2 separate regions of the Homo sapiens genome follow, and region 1 is linked to region 2. A link is a contact called in ENCODE Hi-C or POLR2A ChIA-PET data. All regions are on one chromosome and are shown on one strand. The core of a region is the stretch at or near the end of the contact, and the rest is flanking DNA. Distances in the headings are between cores, read along the strand shown. Region 1 overlaps ANTXR1 (ANTXR cell adhesion molecule 1). Region 2 overlaps ANTXR1 (ANTXR cell adhesion molecule 1).

Evidence for each region. Hi-C counts contacts between places; a loop is a spot of excess contacts on that map. ChIA-PET counts read pairs that join two places held with the same protein, here RNA polymerase II (POLR2A).
Region 1: a map of CD14-positive monocyte shows a loop between it and region 2 (1.9-fold over the local background). The contact joins two enhancer-like sites. A Hi-C loop is called at or near these places in 1 of 168 maps with a recorded cell type or tissue (CD14-positive monocyte). POLR2A ChIA-PET finds 5 or more read pairs at or near these places in 3 of 52 experiments (AG04450, HepG2 and WTC11).

The regions. Positions count from the first base shown.
Region 1 is chr2:69,198,249-69,204,561 of GRCh38, reverse strand. All of the region lies in intron 17 of ANTXR1 (ANTXR cell adhesion molecule 1), which reads right to left. It overlaps LOC124906019 (a long non-coding RNA gene), which reads right to left. Exons shown (of 2, transcript XR_007086799.1): 1 at 1-6,313. Among named protein-coding and RNA genes, the nearest start is that of MIR3126, 98 kb to the right of the region's middle. Within about 2 kb of position 4,173, at least 4 of the 41 ENCODE cell types and tissues checked have a DNase peak (open chromatin) inside an H3K27ac peak, as active enhancers do.
Region 2 is chr2:69,096,436-69,102,741 of GRCh38, reverse strand. All of the region lies in intron 9 of ANTXR1 (ANTXR cell adhesion molecule 1), which reads right to left. Among named protein-coding and RNA genes, the nearest start is that of MIR3126, 4.1 kb to the left of the region's middle. Within about 2 kb of position 2,311, at least 7 of the 41 ENCODE cell types and tissues checked have a DNase peak (open chromatin) inside an H3K27ac peak, as active enhancers do.

The sequences.
Region 1 (6,313 bases), core at 2,924-5,423, 100 kb before region 2:
AGCCTCATCTTTCCTATATTAAAAAGAGGATAAAGTAAGAAGGTGATGGGGAACAGATAAGATAATGGACCTGGGAGGGCTCGGGAATCTCTCCAGACCACCTTTCCAGACCTCAGCTTTGGTGCCTCTAAAATGAAGGGTCTGGGATTATGAGGAACTGCCAGTCCAACTCCGAGACTGAGGGTCAGGTTGAGTTGGGGTGGTCATGGAGATGCTGAACGAAGATGGGTGTGTGTGGATGTTTTATAGCAGGCTGGCTCTTCCCCACACTGTTCAAAAGCCTATTTCCTAGGTCAGATTTTGCCATCTATAATCTAACCCAATACTTTCTGGCCAGAACAGAACTTCCCACCAGCATGGATTCTGATGATTCTTAATTGAGGCCCATCACGGAGATGCTGAATGTCCCTCGAGATGATCTTTTTTGGTGCCATCAGCTGGAGGAGCAGGCCCGCAGAAGCCAAGTGGCTAGACATGATCATCATGCTTAGACAAAGTAGCAAACCTCCTAAAATATTACACACTTGGGTAAAATTCTGACCCTAGAGCTAATCCCTACCTCCCTCAATCCTGATTTTGTTTGGAAGGGAAAAAATGAGGTCGGAGAATTTGAACAGGGTTGCTTTATTCCCATCCCTGTCTGGTTCAGCCTTAGCATTTACTTCTCTGTTTGCTATTTGCAACCTGATTCCAGGACTCGACCTTCTGTTGTTGCAGCTGTTTGGGAGATGAGACAATCTGAAGTTGAAAGTCCTACAAGTTGAAATTGAAAGAAGCTACAAAATGATGATGATGATGATGATGATGGTGATAATAAGGAGGAGGAGGAATGTGTGTGAATGTGAGTGTGTAATGCTTGTGGAAAAAGGGGGATCAGATTGTGAGGATTGGAAGAGAGGGAGAGGGAGGGGGAAAGAGAGAGGGAGAGGAAGATTGCTCAACCATAGCAATTGCTTTCATACGTATTTACTCAGAGACAGTTCCTACCATGGGAGAAAGAAGTTGGTGCAAAAAAAATCCCAAGATGGTATATTTTGCAGCATCAACTTTGGGTTTAACATCTCTGAAAAAAGTTAACTTTGCAGGTTTTGGGTACAGTTGGTTTTTGCTGTGGACAGAGAGTGTTTTGAACTTTTTATTCCTTAAATTCAGCTAACTCAGCCAAAAATTCTAAGTACTCATGTCCCCCTCCAATGAGACAGCAAAGGAGAGGCTTCCAAGGGTGAGAACTGAATGAATACTACAGAGAATTCAAACATCCAGGGAAGATGGCTGTGCCAGAATAAATCACACCCTCTAGGAACATTTCCTATAATTTGCTCTTTTTTCTTCCTTTTTCTTAAAATGATCCGTTTCTTACAAAAATTTATAAAAGGTCAGGAGACTTTCCCTCCAGATCTGTTGGGACCTTATACCTGGTGTCAGATAGGAATTCTGAAGATGTCCATTTACACAACATAAAGAGCTAATGTAAACTTAATTGTTTATTGTGCAAGAAAAACGACTTTCATGTAAGACTTCAATATGTAGATAACTTGGTTCTTTTGGTCATTGCTGGTTTGAACATAAAATAATTCTGAGAAAAAGTTTTTCCTACAGGTTAAGAGGTAATTAAAATTCTCTGAAATCAATGGCAGTTTTCAGGGAGAAGGAAGGGAAGAAAATAAGCTCCCATCTTTTCAAATTATTTATACCTACCATTTTATTTAATCCTGAGACATTCACTCTGGAATGTGGAGAAGTGCTGCCAGCATAGGAGCAATGGGGTTCCCAAGGTGTGGCTGTTTCCAGGAGCTCCAGTTCCAGCTCCTCCACTCCTCCAGCCACATCACAGGGAGAACAGAGCCCATCACTTCCCACAGGGATGTCCTCACTTCCTGCCCTCTCACTCATACCTGGGATCTACAACCCATGTCACTAAGGAGGACTGGCACTTCCTCCTAAGCCCTCCAACCCCTTCTCCTAAGAGTTCCTGCAGTCTAACAGTGAGTTCTTGTCTTCAACCCCTTCCTCTACTGGATCTCTGCCACACGCACTTAATCACGCTCAAGTCTTACTAAGACAAAGAACTCTTTCCAATTCTAGATCTCCTCCAGCTACTGCCTTGGCTCTCCCTCCCATTGTTTGTTAAGCTTTGCTCCCAACCCCATCATCCCACAGAGCTCGGGTCACTAAGGGCACCATAACCTCCTTACTGCTAATCTTATTAGATGATTGCTCTCAGTTTGCATCTTAATTTCCCATCACTTGACACTCCACCCTCCTCCATAATGTATTATTTTCCCTTGGCTTCCATGACCCCAGACTTTCCTCTTACAACTTCTCTTTCTCTTGGCTGGTCCTTCTTAGTCGTCTTCTTGCTCTATTTCTTTTCTCCACCCTGACTTAAAGGATGTGACCCTCAGGGTTCAGTGCTTAACTTCTTCTCTCTACCCCTCTCCCTGGTTTCCCCTCTAGTCACATTGGTCTCAACTGCCATGGCCAATGACTCTCAGATCTTTGCCTGCAGCCCAAAACTCTCACTGGAGCAAAACTGCCCCCTGACTAGGGTGAGGCATGCGAGGTGTCTAGGGCACAAAATTTAAGGAGGCATGTACTCGCAGGTCCCTACTTTCACACAACCCTGACAGTGAGCAACCCAGAGAGTTCCTGCCCTAGATGCCTTCATGCTTCCCCCTGGTCCTGACCTGCTGCAGGTCCTTTTTGTTTGGATGTCCCACAGGCACTGTGAACTCCACAAGTTAAAAAGTGACGTCCTCATCTTCCCTCGCAAAGCTGTCCTCATCCTGGTGAATGGCAGGCAGCACAGTCAGCAATGTCGCTTGGGCCAAATCCTGGAGGTCCTCCTTCACACTTTCTACCCTCTCATCCTCTACACCCAGGCAGTTACCAAATCTGTGATTATTTGCTCAATATCTTGTGAATCCAAGCTGTCTTCCTTGCCCACCACTCTGCACTTCAGGGTGCCAGCCTCTCTCACTGCCGCTATGTCCACACTGCAGCCAGTGCGACCTTTCTAAAATGCACATCCGATTGCGCCTCTGCTTAAAACTCTTGCAGTAAGTCTCTACTGTCCTCAGGGTGGAGTACAGCCTCGTCAGGCTGGCAGAGCAGGCTCCCACGGCCGGCAACTCAGGTTCCTCTTCACCACAGTCCCTCCTCTCAGTGCCTCCCACTCTGTCCTCCTCTGTACCCTGCTCCTTGTGTCTCCCTGAAGGAGCCACAGTCTCACCTGCAGATCTGTATGCAAGCTTCCCTGTCACTAGAATATTCTACCTCCCCAACTCCATTCCCCCTTCTTGTCTTAGCTTAAATGTCCATTCAAGAAGGCATTTGGACTCCAAGGCTGGTGAGATGCCTTTCCTGGGTATAGCTCCCACACCTCATGTGCTCAGCTCCATCACAGAGCCTTTCACACCAGGCAGTGTTTGGGAGCTTCCTGTTTGTCCCTGTTCCTCGAGGGCAGGGACAGGGCTCATTCATTAATCTTGAATATCAAGCACTAATACAGTGCTCATTGGCTCTTAGAAGACATCTAACAACTATGGGTTGAATGCATGAAGGAGTTCAGGAATCCCTAGTGTTGACTTTCAAGTCTGAAAGTCCTAAATTCAAGCCCCAGACCTCCTTACCAGCTGTGTGTCCTTGGAAAAGTTAGTAATTTTCCCTGAGCCTCAATTTCTGTTCTTTAAAATGGAGATCATCATTACCCCAAGTTACTGTGAATGGGTTTATGCTTCTGTAAACATTTGCAGTTCATACAGTGCATGACACTCTCTTCTCTTGCACACCATACATACATACATACATACATGAACTCCTGGAAGCCAGAGTTTAGTCCTCTGCTAATGGATATCCCTAGTGCTCAGCCCAGAAATGGATTCTTAGTGGGAGTGCAATTGGTTTTTGTTGAGGGAAAGCAGCCATGGCAGGCCTTAGAAATTGGCAGTGAACAGGGAAAAGAAAAAAAGGAAAGGGGTTAGAAGAAAGAGGGAATGCAGGAAATGTGAAGGAGAGAGAAGAGAGGAGAGAGAATGCAAGAGTGCAGACACTTTCTCTGAGGCCTGCTACAGGAGGCTTATCTGCTTTAGAAGGACTGGGCAGAGGATAACCTCTCTCCTGGAGGATAACCTGCCCAGGCTATTCTCGCCTCTGCGACAGTAGGGAGACATGGTGCCCATGTGACTGGCCTCACGCCCTTATTGGAAACAGCTGGGGAGGATTTCACAACCTCTGAGGCTTCAGATGAGTTTCAAACATTGTTTATGTACATTTACGTGTGTGTTTCCCTGGGTCTCTTCTGGTTGCAAGGAGATCCAGGCTTGCAAAACAAGCCCTGAGTGAGCTTTAGTATTTTGTTCTTGCAGATAGTAATGGAATGTACCGGCCTCCTGATGCCAGATCTGAAAACAGATGACATCCAAACCCAGTGGGTTCTCTGGGAGCACGTGAAGTGGGATGGAGTTCGATTTGGAGTAAAAGTGACTGGGGAGGGCTCAGGCTGGTTGGTAGATGATTGAATTCCATCCAGAAAAGACATATGAGGCTGAGTTCTATTTTCTCTTTTCCATCTTCTTTACTCAAGCAGTAGCAATGACATGGCAGCCTCAGTCTAGATTAACCATCTTCCTGATAGGAAAGGGACTGTTAAAAGCCCATGAAGAGTGTGATCAGCCTATCTTACTCTTGGGGTTTCTGAAGGAACATGGGGAGTTGCCTTTAAATTGTTTCAAAAAGGAAAGAGAAGATGCTGCCCTGAGTGAAAAAGAGGGAATTGGACCACCTCACTGCTTCTCAACCTTAGATGCCCATTAGAATCACCTGGGGAGGCTTTGTGATTCCCAGGTGATCCTATAAGTGCCCAGACCTCATCACAGAACAATTAAACAGAACCTTTAGGGGGGGACCTTGAAAGCTCTCTAGGTGATAACAATGTGCAAACACATTGAAAACCACTGGAGTCCACGCTCTGATCTCTGAATTCCCTTATGTTTCTGTGTTTGAAATTAGTAATCTAGGAACAGAATATGTGAAGATGGGAGATTTCTTCACAACTCACTGAGGCTTAATATTTAGATTTAAGGTAGACTAGTTATTCTCCAGTTGTGTCAATAGGTGCTCTATGGAGAAATATAGAAAAGGGGCGGCTTGGTGGCCAAAGCAGTATAGAAATATTGCCTAGGACCCCAGACTCTCAGGGTGAGAGGTACTCTGAAGTTTGTTTGGTTCCTTATCTTACTGGTTTTCAAAGTGTAATCCCCAGACCAGCAGCATCAGCATCACATGGGAGTTTGTTAGAAATGCTAATTCCCAGGCTCCACCCCAGAACTTCTGAATCAGAAACTCCGAGCATGGGTTCAGCAAGCTGTGCTTTAACAAACCTTCTAGGTGATTCTGATGCTCAAGTTTGAGAACCATTGATCTGCTACAGGAATCCCCTGTGTCCTGGCCTAGTGGTTAATTTGTCTTATCCGTGTTTGGTAACATTAGTTACCTGGAGCATTAGTCTCTGGGGCAGCCCGTTGTGTTGTTGAAACTTGCATCCTTCAATTCTTTCTGATGAAATTTGTTTCCCCATTGTTTCTACCTATGGGGCTAGCTCTGTTCAATGGGATGGCCCAGAGTAAATCCAAGTCACTTTCTATTAATACATCCACTTCAAGGCATTCAAGATAATTTTCTAGGACTTCTCATTTAATATAACATATGGCCCATAGCTTCCAAAGGAGCCTTTCCCAAATCTACACTAAAATACTCAGGAAGATGCAGAAAAGGTGACAATTCGCATTACCATCAAAAACAGACCGAGGGGGTGGAAGTGTGGAAGAAAATTTTTGTGAAAATGTATGTTCTCTTGAAGTAGGGGAGGCTTCTCTAAATTTGAAACAAAAGGCAGGAATCATAAATATTTATAGATTTGACTGTAAAATTGTAGAAAACTTGAATATATTTCTAAAAAGTTAAAAGGTAAATGGCAAACTAGAAAAAACTTTGGACATATATTACATGGTTAGACTTTAAATGTCATAAGGATTAAGTACCACATACTTAATGCAAGCACAGGATCTGATACATAGTAGGCTTTCAAAACATTTGATTAATATATGAATGAAGATGGGTTAAGAAAATGATCACAGGAAACCAACACTAAAATATCCAGTGGAAAAATGAGCCAAGTCAAACCAATTGACAAACGAGAAAATAAACATTAAAAAAATCGTTCTACCTCAGTAATAATAAAAAATACAAATTAGCACCTATCAATCAAATAGGTACGTTAATAATATTGAGGAGCATCTGGGGAGATGGGCGT
Region 2 (6,306 bases), core at 1,062-3,561:
AAAATATTCAAAAATTAATTTAGGTTGAACACCAAAAGCAACCAGGTGGGTTCCTTTCACTACTTACCAGTGCATCCTCACTAGGTGTCCCAAGAAGGGCCTATCACTTCTTATTTGAATTCCCACCCTTTTACCTTTGGGCTTACTGGTCCTCCTAACGCAGAACACCTTCCTCCCTCCTCTCTGTCCATTCAAATCTTAGCCAGTTTTCAAATCCAGGCAGTTTGAAAATCTGTGATCTCAGTAGCCGGAGGGAGCCACAGGGGAGGGGTCCTCCACTTCCTCTTTAATCAACTCACCTCCTCTGTGTCTGTTTTGCACATTGTACTCCCCTGAAAGGATTTCTTAAGAGCCCACGGTGCCTACATTTTAGAAAGTCACTGCCTTAGGGCATTCACAGCTAGTCCTGAACAATGTAGGACTGTCATTATGTATGGTCTGGTGGTGTTCTCTTGTCTTTTCTTCCCCAGCTGGAGAAACATTCCTTTAGGTCAGGAGTTGTTTGATACCACTATGGCATTCCTATCTCTACTGGGCACACAGTAACAGTACATAGGCTAGGTAGGAATAATTGTACTTAGGAATGAATCAAAGTCTTTCTTAGCAGTGGTCAGTTGCCAAGCACTACCTACTTGAATTGATATCAGCCCCTCAGTGTAGTACTCATTTGTCTCTGCATAGAAGAGATCATATATCTTGCCTGGCCTGCATATTAATTTCTCATTGGCATAATGTATGTTTGATTAATGCACATGAATAAAATCGTTATTAAGTAAAAACAACTCTCCTTTACCATACTCCTACCATGGAAAAAACCCAATAATTAGTTGGCTAAATGTTTGGGAATATTTGCTTAAGTTTGTTGGTATCTAATGGTCAGTGTTCCACTTTATTTCACTTTTATCATCCTTTTGTATCTAAAAATTGGGGCTCGGGATAATGCTATGTGGCATATCACAAGAGAAATAGACTGAAGGTCAGAGGAAAAAATGCAATGTTTGTGAATATGGATCTTACACAGTACATTGCCATCTAAATGTAGACTTGTTGTTGGAGGAATAATGAAATTAGAGAATTAGTATATGGGACTCTCGAAGCTTAATAAATGTCATGAGTATATGCCACCTTCAGTCCCAGGAAACTAATTTAGAGGCCATGTTTGCCAAGACAATAATAACTAATGCTAATTGCTCCCTCAATGTGAGCCAGGCCCTCTGTGAAATATTGTACATGTCTGATGTCATTTAAACCTCACCACAGCCTGGGGAGGTACAGATGAGACAACTGATCTTAGTGAAGTTAAGTAATGTGTCCAAGATCACACAGCTGGTAACTTGTCAGAATCAGAACTGGAATCGAGGTCTGTTAGGCACCAAATGCCATGCCCTTAGAACTCAGCCATTAGCTTCTGAACCACCATGCGAAAAGGGGGACTCACTGCCTTCTGACAGATGAGTCATTTAGGAGTTGAAGTTGTGATTTTTTTTAAAGCTTATTTTATTTTAATTTTAGGCAGGTTTGCTCATTTTGCAGAAAAGTGGAACAGGCCTGGATGTGAAGCAAGAAACTGAAATTTAAGTAAAAGAATACAGAGACACTACATGTGCCACAAGGAGTATAAGTTAGAAAAGAATGCTTTTTAGAAGTATAAGAGGCCTTCACAATAAGGAAATGGAGACTGTGACATTTTGAATGACTTGCTCAGAGTCATGTCATTAGTAAAGCAGAAAAACTGGGACTCATATCCAAAAGCTAAGGTGACGGGCCTATGGTTTTTTCAGGAGCATAAGTCCTATGACTATGAAGGATTTATACATACACGTTGATGCAAATGCACAATTGCTACGTTTAGAAAGATGGGCTTAGTAGTTTTCTCTAGATGTCTGTCAGGCATCTGACAGATTCCTTGGTTGGCTCAATAAGCAATTTAGTACGTGTCAAGCACTTGTAGAAGAATCTTATCTTCTCTTATTTGCTCAGTTAAGCCTATAGAAACCTATTTCTGTGTCCATTTTGAATGCCAGACATACAGACATCTGTTGTTTGATGTTTTTGCTGATTCCAAATGTTTTCTGCCTCACTTCTGTGCCTACTTCTCTTGTTTCCTCAAAGATCAGCAGAGGAAGAGAAGACTGTGGAAATGCAGGCCACATGCCAAACTCTATTCTCTAACACCATGTTCTAACATTACCAGTTGAGTTGCTAAATCCTCTATAAAAGAGGCTGCCTGCATGTCTGCTTGGCCCCACCTCAGGGAGTTTAGGAAGAAAGACAGCAGGAATCCATGATGTGGCAATGGTGGAAACCAAACAATTTAACCCCCTAGGCCAGGGGGAGACGGTGGAGGAAATGATGCTCTGGGGAGTGCACCAGGGCAGAGGCGAGCTCCCATCCTGCCTGATAGGGTTTCTGTGTTAGTGCACACATTTGGTTACCAGAAGAGCTCAAACATCTGGCCCAGCAGCCTGACTAGAATGTCAGCTCTTCACACATAGACGTTATGTAACAAAACCCTTTCGAATGAATCTGCCAGTAAGTGAAAACCAGGACACATTAGAACCAGGACATAGTGATTTAACTCCACTAATCTACAAAGCCCTGAACCCACCTTTCAAAATATGTACAGCTGTGTTTTTAGGCAACTTGTATGTTGGCTTACAGCTCCTATAAGAAGTACCTCAAGATTGCAGGGCTTTAGGGAGGAATTTTCCACCTGAAAATGGTCTTTGATTTAATCTTTTAAGTTATCTATCCTTTAAGGTTTCCTTAAGATCTATATTCTTTTGTCACTGTTATTCCCAATTACATTGAAAGCTTCCTGATGGCAGAGGCCAAGATTTCTATTTCTTCTGAATGCTGGGTTGTGCCTTAACCCAGGACTGAGTCAGTCTCAGGATGAGCTCATTGAGTGATTGAATAAATAACATATCTTGGCATAGAAAGAGAATAAAGGGGAAGGATAGGGTGATCATTTATTCAGGTCCCAACCAGGTCTAATCCTGTTTATTTTCTGAGGCTTAATAAGGTCCATGAATGAAAAGATGTTCAACATCATTAGTCACATGGAAGTACAAACCATAACCATATGGAGATATCACTTCATACTCACTATGATTGCTGAAGAGAAAGAGATGGACAATGGCATCTGCTGGTGAAGAAATTATAACCCACATACATTTCTGGTGGAAATGTAAAATGCTGTGGCCTCTTTGAAAAATAGTTTAGCAGTTCTTCTACAAAGTTAAACACAGTTACCTTATGACCCCCAAATTCCATTCCTAGACATATACCCAAGAGAATTGAAAGTTATATCCACACAAAAACTTACATATTAACGGTCACAGTGGCATTATTAAAAGCAGCCAAAAAATGGAAATAACCTAAATGTTCATCAACTGATAAGTATGGTATTTCTATACAATGGAATATTATTGAGCCATCAAAAGAAATCAAATTCTCATACATGCTATGACATGGATGAACCTTGAAAACATTATGCTAAATAAAAGAAGCAAGACACAAAAGCCACATATTGCATGACTCCCTTTATAAGGTATGTCCAGATTCGCAGATCTACAGAGACAGAAAGTAGATTGGTGGCTGCCAGGACTGGAGGGAGGGAGAAATGGGGGAATAACTGCTTAATGGGTATAGGGTTTCTTCTTGGAGTGATGAAAATATTCTGGAATTAGATAGTTATTATAGTTGTACAACTTTGTGATACATTAAAAACCACTGAATTGTACTTTATTTATTTAGACGCAGTCTCACTCTATCACCTAGGCTGGAGTGCAGTGACGTGATCTTGGCTCACTGCAACCTCCGCCTCCTAAGTTAAAGCTATTCTCCTGCCTCAGCCTCCGGAGTAGCTGGGATTATAGGCATGTGCCAGTACACCGGGCTAATTTTTGTATTTTTAGTAGACACGGGGTTTCACCCTGTTGGCCAGGCTGGTTTCAAACTCCTGACCTCAAGTGATCCACCTGCCTCAGACTCCCAAAATGCTGGGATTACAGGTGTGAGCCACCACGCCTGGCCTGAATTGTACCTTTTAAAAGGGTGATTTTTATAGCATGTAAAATATAGCTCAATTTAAAAAAAGAAAAAATAAGGTCAGTAAGTAGTTCGATAGATTTATTCCATTCTGTTCTCTCCTTTTATTTCTTTGGTTTCCTTTTTTCTTTTTGGAAATGTGGAACACATAGCTTTGAGATGACCTCAATAAAGATTGCATGTCATTCACTGTGTCTGAAAATGAGACATCTGTATATTCTCCACTTGTTCTGGTCACCCAAGATTTTTGTGCCAAATTATTGTCAGTGATATTTCATCTTGTGAGTCAGTTTGAATTTGCTCTCCTCTTAGATGCTTAATGTGGTATGGAACATCAAAAATAAAATGTAGGGACTGACATATAATGGGTGCTTTCTGAGGCCTGAATTGTTCTAGAACTTTTTTCAGTTATAGCTTTTAATTTATAACAACTTGAGTGAGGCATAATTGATATACAATAACTTGCACATAAAGTGTATGATTTGATAAATTTTGACATATGTACACAATCATAATACCACAGTCAAGACAGTGAGCGTAGCTGTCACCCCCAGAACTTCCCTAGTGTTGCTTTGTAATCTCTCCTCCCAGCCCTCCCTACCTCCACTCCCACACAACCACTGGTCTGCTCTCTGGAACTGTATATTAGTTTGCATTTTCTGGAATTTTATGTAAATAGGATCATGCAGTAAGTAATTTTCTTGTCTGGCTTCTTTTACTCAGCATAATTATTTTAGGACACAGTCACAATTATGTTGAGATTTATACATAGTTTATTGCTTTTTATTGCTGAGTATTAATTAGTGCATTCTACAGGTAAACTGTAATTTGTTTATCCACCTACCTGTGGATGAACATTTTAGTTGTTTTTGGCTATTAAAAATGGAGCTGCTATGAACATTTGTACACAAGCCTTTCTTTGTTTGGACATAGATTTCCTTTTCTCTTAGGTAAAACCTCGGAGTGGAATGGCTGGGCCATATGGTAGGTGTATATTTAATTTTGTAAGAAACTACCAAAACTCTTCCAAAGTGTTGTGCTGTTTTGTATTTGTAAATGAGAGTCCTTCCTCCACATAGAAATGTCTTTAAATGAAAGGAAAGATTGAGCAGAGAATGAAGCAATCCATTTAGAAGAGGTGGCCAAAGGTCAGAAATGAATGCTTCGAAAAACAATGAAAAGTGAGAGGAATACACCACTATCTGATGTTGCTTGAATGTGTCTGTTTTAAACATCGAAATTTCCAAATGGTAAACATGACACCTTAAATGACCTTCCTTTTGTGCCAGCTCACCCAGTTTTATCAGAAACAGTGGGAAACACAGTAGGAATACAACTGCTGCTGAAATGACAGTGTGAGGAGCTAATTATAACTTCCTTCCAGTTCTGGAGTACAAGAACTTCAAGTGTAGAGCAGTTGGCAAGTTGCACACTTGATTCCAATTAGTTCCTTCCTGGCATCCTTGCTTACATAGCACATTGTGAACTGTGGAAGTTGGAGGCCAACTGAGTGGGACCACAGAAAGACTGTGCTCAGGCACAGGGTGCATTTTCCAGAGAGGAGCTAAATTAGACAGGGCCAAATGGGTCCATATTCTTAATTAAACAGAGGCTAATCTGCAAAAATATTTAATTAGAAACTTTAAAAAAGAGTCTATATTGGGAGCAGAATTACTGAAATACAAGTAATGTCAAAGTTGCTACAAAGGGTTTCCACATAGCAGGTGACTTCCTGCATGTTTTGGAACAGGGACTGTAAATACAGTGACATAAGCACCATGCTAAATGGCAGCCACATGCTTGGCCTGGGTACTGGGGTGACAATGGAGAGTGGTGAGGAGTATGGTGAACTGGAAAGTGTATACGTTTCTTTTAAAGGAAGTTATTCAGTCCTCAATAATCATTAACTTGTAATAAATACAGGTTCAGTGTTGTCAGTTCTGATTTTTCAAGTCAAGATGAAAATCTGTATTTTTAGGTGAAATCCGATTTTCTAAATGTTAGCAATAAATTTAAGTTAAAAAATGCAGTATGAATCAAGAAGAATATATATGCAGATCAGATAGGACTTGTAGGCTGCCAGTTTATAACCTCTGAGAGTGGAGGAGTTCTGGGAAGGTTCTCTCTCCCTATATATGTTCACCAGTGCAGTGATTGGATTCCTTCCTTCCTCTCTCCCTTCCTCCCTCCCTCCCTCCCTCCCTCTTTCTCTCTCTCTTTCTTTCTTTCCTGATGGAGTGTCACTCTGTTTAC